Regions from separate parts of the Homo sapiens genome. Here region 2 is linked to region 1. The links are chromatin loops, found by intact Hi-C in ENCODE. Cell type or tissue: GM12878. All regions are shown on one strand. Each heading gives the region's core, and the rest is flanking DNA. Links, peaks and the distances in the headings are about the cores only.

Region 1 (5,386 bases), core at 58-5,057:
TGATTCCCAACTGTTGACTTCCAGAACTGTGAGAGAATGAATTTCTGTTGTTTTAAGTCACTCAATTTGTGGTCATTTGTTACAGTAGCCCCAGAAAACTAATAAAGAGAGCACTGCTCTTGTCTTGGGCCTGTTTTACTATTTATACTTCCCCCACCCCAGAGTAACAAGTTATGCACTTACAGTGAGAAATGCACTGAGAAGGGGAGGCCACCACCTGCTCAGGGCATTCTGCCTCTGTAGACAGTTCCAGGGCAGAAAATCAGATGCTGGTGTTGGTCGACATTCAGAATGTTCTCCTGGCCCAGGTGCTGGGAGGGAATCTCCCTCCTGACTCTGGGGACAGACTTGCTGGGTGGCTTCTGGAGGTTTAACCAGCACCCCAGCTCCCTGTGTGTGGGGAGAAGGGGAGGTGAGCCTGGCTTCCCTGACTTCCACCCTTTTCTCCATGCCTTTGGCCTACAGAGCAAGCCATCCTGTGGATTCTCACTGCCCTTCTCCAAACAGGGCATGGCTAGGACCCCTCATACTCTATTATCACCAGAGGCTGCATTTCCTCCTTGAGTCAGCTTGAGTTTTGGATGTTTCCAATGTCTTTGGTGACATGTTTACCAATAATTCTTCTTAGTTATTTCTCACAGATGGCTAATCCTTTATGGGTAAATTTTTCTAGTTTCACTCTAAGAACATTTTCCAAGTCCTTGAGAAGCAAGGGAGGCACCACATGGCCAAGACTCACACTCTCTGGCAAGAGGGCTGGTGGTGCTCAGGGAACTCGACAGCCACTGGGAGAGCTGGGCCCCTAACATGAGCTGCAGAGCCATAAACAAGATGCAAAGCAATGGCCTTTGGTTGGTATTTAATATCAGGAAGATTCATCCTTACTACTCTTTTTTCTCTGTGTGAGTGGATAAGTGAGTATGTGTGTGTGGTGTGTGTATTGAGGTGTGGGTCAGACACTAGCCACCACAGTGTTTGGCTTTCTCCAGCTGTAAATATAAGGAAGAGACTTTGAAAGTCTCATTGTTTTTTCCTTTCCATTCTAAAATCCTAAGATCCTATGGAACATGTCTCAGGAGAATTTAAAACAAAAAATAAGGAATTCACAAGCACTTTCAACTGTTCAAGCTTATGCGGGAACTCTAAACCCACAGGAAAAAGAAACTTTTCAACTCCTCCTCATCAATTCACTGTTATAACACCCGACCCTCTCAGCAGAATGTGCTACTGTGAGCGACTCGCACTGGACAACATCATAAGCTCTTTTGATTTGTCCTTACAACATTTGTCCTTGAGCAACCTTGCACGTGGCAAGACTGCTTCCCACAGAGGGGATGCCTGCGGATGTGTTAGTGTTTCACCGCCAGCCCTGGGTGGTAGTTGCCAGGCTTCGTCTTCTGAAGAACAGCATTCCCTTGTTTGTCTGGCTCTCCCATTGACTCCTAACTGCCCTCTTTTCCTGCTGATTTCCTTGCACACAACGAGTATTTCCTTGCAATAAAGGGAAAAATAGACAAGTATGTGAAACACAGAAAACTATATGACGAGCAGCTCAACAGAAGATGCATTCAGTTCCATTTCTTCCATTCCTGGATTCACCTGTGGCCCCAGCAGCCCCATCTCTGACTCTCAAAACATCAAATGGACACTCTCACCTGAAGACATGGTGGCCTAAAGTGCTGGCCCTCTGTAGGAGGGTTTTGATCTCATTTTTGCTCTGTTCCTTCTTTGCTTTGTCTCCTCTGTTTTTGTGGACTTGGTTTGGGGAATGGGGTGGTGTGAAGAGGTGCAAGTTCCTGGAAATTGTCCTCTCTGCCAAGCTAGTGAGACCTGCTTGGGCCTTGTCCGTACCTAGCTCTATCCGGCTGAAAGACCAGGCCAGGCACAGACTCCACTGTGTGGTGTACAGGAGTTCATGTGTAACTCTTGTTTCCAAGACTCACTAGGCAAAGGCCAGAGATAAAGCCTCAGAACACTGTGGCCCCGCTCCTGTCTGGTTTTCCCACATTCCCTCCTACTCTCACATGCCCTCTCTGTCCAGGCACTGTGTGCAGGCCCTTGGGGATAGACCAGTGAGCAAACCCAACACAGATCCTATCCTCTATCCACTCAAGGGGTTGGTTTTCCTTTTGTGATGCTGGGGAAATGCCCAAGCAGGGAACAGGTTTGTCTCCTCCCTTCGCTGAATGTGTGGATACTGGGGCTCAAGTCCTGCCCCGGCTCCACCTCTGTCTGCAATGAGGAGAGAACTCCATCACCTCCAGAGAGGCCCCGGCCCCAGACCCAGCCTTGTTCTGAAGGTGTCTAGCACCCTCTGTTGGTGACCCAGACCAAATGCCCTGGGCCTTGGGTTGGGACACAGGCTACCCCAGGGAACCTTATCAGCTCATCTGAACCCTGTGTGTTGTGCATCTGTCCAACCACATACTCCTGAGCGCCAGACTCTGTTCTAGGGGGTGAGGATATACAAATGTGCAGGGTTAATGTTTAGTTTCCTCACACGTTTCAACTCCCTTCTTTTGAAGGAGGATCCCAATGCTGGGAGATGGATCAGGAACAGGGCTCATTCTAGGTCCCATAATCCCTTTCAAAGCACTAGGCTGAGAGGTCTAAGCATCAAGAGGCCCCTCAGTGGCTGTCCTGTGTTCCCTAGAGTTCCTGACCTCAGAGGGCAGATCTGGCCCCACCCCTGTGCTACCTGCGGAATCATGGGCTCAATTCCTCTGGGGAGGCTGAAACTCCTGCTCCCCCCCACGCCTACCTTCACACACATCCTATAACTCCTCTCTTCTTCTCCCTAAATGGGAACTCAGTGGCATTGGACATGACTGGGCAAGGGTGAGTCCCTATCAGAATCCTCCGTCTTCTTCCTTCCAGCCAAGCCGTCATTGCTGGGCTCTTTATGTACCTGATGTTCCTGCTGGTCCCCCGGCCAGCTCCCCTGCCATTTAAAGGCCAACGCACACACCTTGATGTTCAGCAATGACTGTGGGAAACTCACGCTCCCTTTCTTGCTCCAACAAGGTCATAAAAATACAGTTGTATGCAAGAGGCTGGCCCTGCAGATCCCCGCATGTGCCACCACATCCTTCAAATGAATCAGCTGTTTCAGAGGGACCAGCCCTGAGAGGGTAGAGTGCTCATGAGCAGAAAGACAGAATGCAAGCTTTTTGTTTGTTTGTTTGTTTTCCCTTTGTGGGATTTATGTAGTTTAACTTTTTTTTTAACTTTTGTTTTAATAGAACAGCTTTGTTGACCTATAATCTATGTGCCATCCCATGTGCCCATTTAACATGTACAATTCAATGGTTTTTAGGATATTCACAGAGTCATGCAGCCATCACCACAATCAATTTTAGAACATTTCTCTCACCCCAAAAAGAAATCTCATACCCATTAGCAATCATTTCCCATTTCCCCCAGGAACCCCCAGCCCCTGGCAACCACTAATCCACTTTCTGCCTCTATGGATTTGCTTATTCTGGACATTTCATATAAATGAGATCACACAACATGTGGCCTTTTGTGTCTGGCTTCATTCACAAAACAAGATTTTGCTCCTTATTTTCACTGCACTTTAATCAGAGTGACCATATAATTTATCATCCAAGCTGGGACACTTTTAGAGGGAAAGGGATGCTCTTAATACTTATGCTGTGACAACCAGCATAAACCGGGGCTGCCCGGATGAGAACTTACTTCCTTCTACTGAAATGGTTAATAATCCACACCTCCCACCCACTCTGCAGCTACCTGCCTTCCCCTCCCTAAGTCAAAATCAACAAATAAATCACTCTCAGTAACCTCAGGTCTTGCCAATACCCGAAAGTTAATGTACTTCCAGAGTTGCTAATGCTCTGTTTACGGCTGAAGCATGCTTATGATTTATGGGAGAAATAAGACTAATTTCCCCCAAAGAGACGAGAACTAGCCGTTTTATTTTTCATTTTGGAAGCACGAAATTTGACTGCATGGGGTGCAAACTGTGAAAGAAAGCGGATACAGAAAACAAAGCTGTTATAACAAATGTGGGAAGGATGTTGTGAACTATGGGCCATCAGAAGGAGACTGCAGGAGGCTTAATTGGACGGGTCATGCGTCGCAGCTCTGAAAAGGGCAACGTGATTATTTATTGTTGTGCTCTTAATGCACCTGGCTCAATGTCACCTCTCACTGCGATGCTCTCTCCCAGGCTGTTTTTGACACTCTGAAAATTGCTTCAGTGTTTGTAAGTAAATACAAAATGTATAATTTTTTAATTATAGGTATCTGTCGGGTGCAGATAGAAGTTAAGCCTGCTTGGCAACACCCTCTGTCACTCACCGCCGGCAAATGAGCCTGAGAAGCAATTCAGCAGCAGACATTTTTAACTATTGATTCCCTCCTGGATGCAGCAAGGCTTGATCAAATAAGGAAATCTCTCTATCACCAAACATAGTATTGAGGGCCCACCACATGCAAGATACTCTACCACACCCTGCCAGCACTGCAAACAGAATGTATTTAGGCTGCCTTGGAATGGCACCGTGCAAAAGGAAAAATTATATATAGCAACCAAGAAATCATCTTTCCCTAATCTGTCTCTGATGAGACCTCTGCATCAGCCTTGAGCCTAAATTCTCTAAGAAATCCACTGATTTTTCTATGAATTGTTTGTGTTCTGAATTCACTAATAAAGCCAATTTGGACCACCTATCCCAGTGTGGTCAGGGATTGCCCCATGTGGAAGGTGGTTGGGTTCTTGCTGTTTAGGGGCAGGCTCTGTCCTGGGAGCTGGATGTTGGGTCTAGACAACTCCAAGCCAAGGAGACTCCCTTGTGACTGCCCTGTTCTGGACCCCAGATGCAAATGTGCTCTGCTGGCATCCCAAGCAGCCTTTGCTTGTGTGTGTTTTGTGTCTCAGCTTATCCATCTGGCTCCCCTTCTGCCACCTTTTCTTCTATTTACACCCACCATTCTCAATTTGTCTTCCAGCTCTTTCTGAACCAATTATGCTATAGATACATTTAGTCGATTTCCAGGCCAGATGCTCAAATACATCCTCTTCTGCATTAAAGATCATCAGAGTAGGCTCCCAGCCAGCCACAGGATTTACAGATCCTTGGAATTCCAGGAGAAATCCTCAGAAATTTTCTGATTCGGGTACTATTCCCAAATTCATTCATTGGGGGGAAAATGGCCATTGATTTACTAACAGCATGGAAAATATCTTACACGCAGGTCCTAGGAGCCAATCTCTCCCACAGTCAAAAGATCTGGCCTAGACTAACTGTTGCAGGTATGTCCTGATATGATATTCTGCACAAGCTCGGCCACACACCACTTCTAGTAACGGTGAGCCATGTAGGAGAAGCCTCTCAGCATTTGGGCAGATCCATGCCTCTAG
Region 2 (5,386 bases), core at 94-5,093, 240 kb before region 1:
GGCTCCAAACACATTCTCCTCACTGATTGCCTCGCTTCCATCCTTGCCTCCTACAGTCTGTTCTCCATGCAACTACCAGAGGGATTTAAAAGCTTCATTCGTTCCTGTTATCCCGTTTGATACTCTCTGGGGACTTTCCACTGTTACCTGAGCATAACCCTAACTCTTTTGAGGGGCCACAGGCCCTGCATGATAAGTCCCTACCTTCCTCTGGAACTTCACCTCCTTCTGCTCTCCTCCATGGGCACTCAGGCCCCACTGGTTGTCTTTCTCTCCGCAGTATGCTAGAATTTTTCCCATCTTAAGACCTTGGTACTTGCAGTTCCTTCTAACTGGGACTCCCTTTCCCCATCTCTCCACATTCTTCTCTGTCATTCAAGTCTGTTTGAATGGTGTCTTCTCCGAACAGCCTTCTTTATCCACCCCAGCTGAACTTGCCTTCCCCTTTCCCCGGTCTTTCCCTAGCCTTGCTTCTATTTCACTTTCTTTACTGCACTTATCTAAAATTTTTACTATCTGAAATTTTGCTTCCTGGCGGGGCGGGGTGGCTCACACCTGTGATCATAACACTTTGGGAGGCTGAGGCGGGCAGCTCACTTGAGGTCAGGAGTTTGAGACCGGCCTGGCCAACATGGTGAAACCCCATCTCTACTAAAAATACACAAATTAGCTGGGCTTGGTGGCGCGTGCCTGTAATCCCAGCTACTCGGGAGGCTGAGGCAGGAGAATCGCTTGAACCCAGAAGGCAGAGGATGTTGTGAGCCAAGATCACATCACTGCACTCCAGCAACAGAGCGAGACTCCATCTCAAAAATAATAATAATAATAATAAAATAAAATGAAATTTTGCTTCCTACATTTTTTGCTCATTTGTTTGCCCGCCATGACAGCATCTGTTCTCCACTATGCCAAGAACTATGCTTGTCACACAAGAGATGACATAAAGTCAACGCCAGTTTATTGACTGTTGGCCTGCCTATCTGAACACAGATACAAAAATGAGGATAGCAACTGTCCTTGCCCACTGCTGCGGGAGACAGACAGGTAAAGAGATGTGTTGCAGTTTACAACAGTGGTTGTTTTTAGGAAGCTATGGTGAGGCATTGTCCTCCCTCCCACTATTACCACACGGGTGCATCATGGAGGCCCCCACTGGAGGCGTGGACAAGAGGAGAGGCTTCAGCTTATGCTCCAGCCTCTGCTCTGCAGGCCCAGCCCCCCCCGACACATTGATCTTAGGTCACTTAGTTCCTCTTTCTGAGCCCCTGCCTGCTCTTTGCAAATGGATTAGGCTACTTACGGGACCCCTAGTAGGCTTACTGTGGGTAACGGTATGAGGCAGGTGCTTGGCACCCAGGAAGCACTCGCAGATGCCACCTGTGATTTTCACAGCGCCAGCTCCCTTTTGGTCACCAGGCCCGAGAGATGCTGCAGGGACCTGCAGAGATGACAAGAGTCCCAGTGACTCCTGTTCTTTCACTCTTGGTCCATGAACTTTCTGTTGTTTTTCTTTTTGAGATGAAGTCTTGCTCTGTCACCCAGGCTGGAGTGCAGTGGCATGATCTCGGCTCACTGTAACCTCTGCCTCCCGAGTTCAAGCGATTCTCCTGCCTCAGCCTCCCAAGTATCTGGGATTACAGGCACGTGCCACCAAGCCTGGTTAATGTTTATATTTTTAGTAGAGATGGGGTTTCACCATGGCCAGGCTGGTCTCCATCTCCTGACCTCAGGTGTTCTGCCTGCCTCAGCCTCCCAAAGTGCTGGGATTACAGGCGTGAGCCACCGTGCCCAGCCATGGTCCATGAACTTTCATCCTTCATTTTCAGCCGTTCCTTTCTCACTTCTTAACATTGTCATCAAAAATCAGTAATTAGAGAGAGTAGGGCTCTACAGGGTAGTGTGTCCGGGATCCCAGGCAGCTGTGTTTCATGCAACCCACCCTGACCACCTTGCGGATGTTCCTGTGACCTAACGGGTTTGGACAAAGACATTTGCCACCAGGGGGCATTTTTCAGGCAGCATAGCTCCGCCTGGTGGTCACAGGTTTGTTACAAGGATCTGTGCCACCAAAAAAGAAAAACTACACTGCATAAAGATGCTCATAATATCTAATCCCATGTAATTTTACACCTAGGAATGTATCCTAAATGAAAAAAGCAAAATGATATATGGGTGAACATGTTTGTTGCATTTGTCTATAATGGCAAATCTTGGAAACAAACTAATTGTGCAATAATGAGAGAATATAAATTGTGTTACACGAACATGAGAATATAAAGTAGCCATAAAATGTTAGGTAGGAAGACATGGGAAATTCCTAACAGGATATTAAGAATTCACACCACTGAAATGCTATGAAGGGATTACACAATTTAAATTTTCATTTTCTTTGTGTAGTGACATTAAGGGTAATTTTTTAAATTAAATTTTGTCCTTGACAGTTATTTTGTCTTTTCAATTACTCCCAATCTCTTGAAGAAACAACTTAATCTTTTATCTAACTGTGGTATTGTCTATCATCAGTATGTAATGATAGTGACTATTATAGTGACCTAAATATGTATAATGTGCATGTAAATATGTAAATAATATATACTATATGTGTGTATATATAATGGTAACATGTATATATATTATATATACACACAAAGTATTGGTTCATCATTTATTTTATAGCTATTATAAAGCATTTGCTATGACCTAAAAGGCCACATAATATTCTTATTTAAGATTTTATTACGAGCTGTAGAGCCAGATAGTTCTCTTTTGTTTCAGTCTAGTTCCGTAACCACCTATTTTGGCTGCCTCTTTGGAAAACCAATGTAAAGTTACAATTATGCAGAAGACACTTGGGACAGTCGTTGAGAGCAAATTGATCTTACTCGCTGAGTGTTCTCCTACTCAATTTATGAACTGTGGTTGAAATTAAGCTTGTCTTATAAATGGTTCCAACAGCAATTTTACTCTGCTGTTGTTTCAAGGATCACACTACATCTTACTGGTTTACACTAAGAAGTTGGTAGATTGATATCTTTATATATTATATATGTCGGAGGATGTTCAGAATGCAGTTTTAATAATATTTTAGGTATTTTTATATCAGATGTGTGTGTATTATTCATTGTCAATAATCATCAGTTATTTAAAACTGTACAACAGATTATAATCCTACTTTTGCTTTTCAAATCTATGCTTATAAATTAGAAATGATATATTCTCTTGGCCAATCATAATCTGATTATTTGAATATTTATTTTCTCAGCTCCCTAGATTGTAGGGGTTTATGATAGTGGTGTCTGCCTTTCACTCTAAAGGATTAAATGTTTTTACGTGAGTAGAAATAAATAATGAAAGTGAAACTCCAGGTGTTGTCTAATGCTATTAAATTAGCTTACATTAATCTCTGTCTGAAAAGTGCCCAAATAGATAGACTTCTGAAGGTTTACTAGAGGCAACAGGATATTTATTTCTTTAGGGACTCCATTATTGGAGCCATTTCCCCTGGTGCCAGCTGCTCTTATTATCCAATATTTTCTACAGGCCTAGGGCTTACAACAGAGAGCCATTGGAAGAATGTAAGCATCACCTCTCATTTTATAATAGCAATTGGGAATTTGGGGATTGGAGCTATATGTGCAAAAAGTGATTACTTTGCCACTTTATAGACAGCAAAACTGAGGTGTACCCAGTTTGTGATTTATTTAAGACAACAGTGCAGTTCAGGGACAGCCCTAGAATGAAACCCAATCATTTCTGAGCCTCTAGTAGAGTGCCTGGTCCATGAATCGTCCTATCACTGACATGGATAAAACTAAGTGAAATTGAACTTTTACCAGAACTTTTGAAAACCCAGACTTCTCTTTAATTATGACAATAATTTTAAAAATCTTTTTACTTCTAAGTCATGCAAACAATAAACAGGGATTTAATGAAATATATATCATGACAGGAATTCAACATACAGTGAATCCCTGTACCTTGGCACCCAACCTCCCAAAGGAGAAAGAGTAGAAATATAGATACACTTTTTATCACAAATGTAATTTTACAATTACACTGTTTTGCTTGTTGCCTTTTCTTGGTTTAACAATATATTACGGAGGTCATTCCATGATACTACAAAAAGATTTGCCTTATTTTTTTTACTGGTTATCTATATCCCATTGGCACAGGATTCAACCTACTCATCATAATTTGAGTAGCCCCCTACTAGTTCCCTAAGGCAAATTATGCTATAGTGGTTGTCCTTGACTCAGATTTTTGTGCACTTGTGAAATTATTGTATTAAAAGATATGTGTCATTTAATTTTTTCATCAATGTGAATAAGTTGTTTTTATTCATTTATATGTGTTCTGTCTGTTTTATTCCACCTACACAAGCCAACTTATTGCCTTGATCTTCTGGAGTTAAAGCTACTGATCTTGGCACGTGATAAATAATTTTTTCCCATGCAAAACAGTACTTTCTAAAAACAAAATAAATGATTAGCATTTTTCTTATTATTTTCATTTGAGTTTTATGTGCTCAATGTATCTCTAGCTAAGAAGTGGTAAGAATGATTCCTAGGTTCCATGTACAGCCATGCACCACATAACAACATTGCAGTCAACAACAGACCTCATGTACAAAGGTGGTCCCACAAGATTATAATGCAGCTGAAAAATTTCTATCACCCGGTGACGTCAGAGCCTCATAGCACAATGCATTACTCACATCTTTGTGGTGATGCTGGTATAAACAAACCTAATGTGCTGCCAATCGTATAAAAGTCTAGCACATATAATTATGTTTAGTACATAATACTTGATAATATAAATGACTTTGTTACTGGTTTATGTATTTACTATGCTATATTTTTATAATTATTTTAGAGGGTGCTCCTTCTATTTATTATAAAACAAAATTTACTGCAAAACATCCTCAGGCAGGTCCTTCAGGAGGTACTGCCGAAGAAGGCATTGTTTTCCTAGGAGATGACAGCTCCATGGATGTTACTGCCCCTGAAGACCTTCCAGTGGGACAAGATGTGGAGTTGGAAGATGGAGATATTGATGGTCCTGAGCCTGTGTAGGCTTACGCTAATATATGCATTTGTGTCTTAGTTTTTAACAAAAAAGCTTAAAAAGTAAAAAAGTAAATAAAAATTTTAAAAATAGAAAAAAGCTTTTAGAATAATGATATAAAGAAAAACCATGTTTGAACAGCTTTACAGTGTATGTGCATTTTAGGCTAAGTGTTATTACAAAAGAGTCAAAAAGTTTGAAAAAATCAAAAAGTTTGTCAAGTAAAACGGTTATGGTAAGCTGAAGTTAACTTATCTTGAGCACAGAAAAATTTTTTTAAATAAATTTAGTGTAGCCTAAGTGTATGGTGTTTCTAAAGTCT

Evidence for each region. Peaks named below come from ENCODE experiments on the same cell type or tissue, not always from the same donor. Only the 100,000 strongest peaks of a DNase experiment are listed, where the experiment ranks them.
Region 2: a loop joins it to region 1, with 3.0 times the contacts of the local background. A loop is called at or near these places in 9 of 110 quality-filtered maps.

The regions. Positions count from the first base shown.
Region 1 is chr13:29,705,777-29,711,162 of GRCh38, forward strand. No RefSeq gene overlaps it. Among named protein-coding and RNA genes, the nearest start is that of SLC7A1, 110 kb to the left of the region's middle. In GM12878, for the core only: a CTCF peak has its summit at 2,320 (motif pointing left); a DNase peak (open chromatin) is centred at 2,375; H3K27me3 peaks cover 186 bases.
Region 2 is chr13:29,470,528-29,475,913 of GRCh38, forward strand. All of the region lies in intron 9 of MTUS2 (microtubule associated scaffold protein 2), which reads left to right. Among named protein-coding and RNA genes, the nearest start is that of MTUS2-AS1, 15 kb to the right of the region's middle. In GM12878, for the core only: a CTCF peak has its summit at 2,010; no DNase peak of the experiment used is centred there.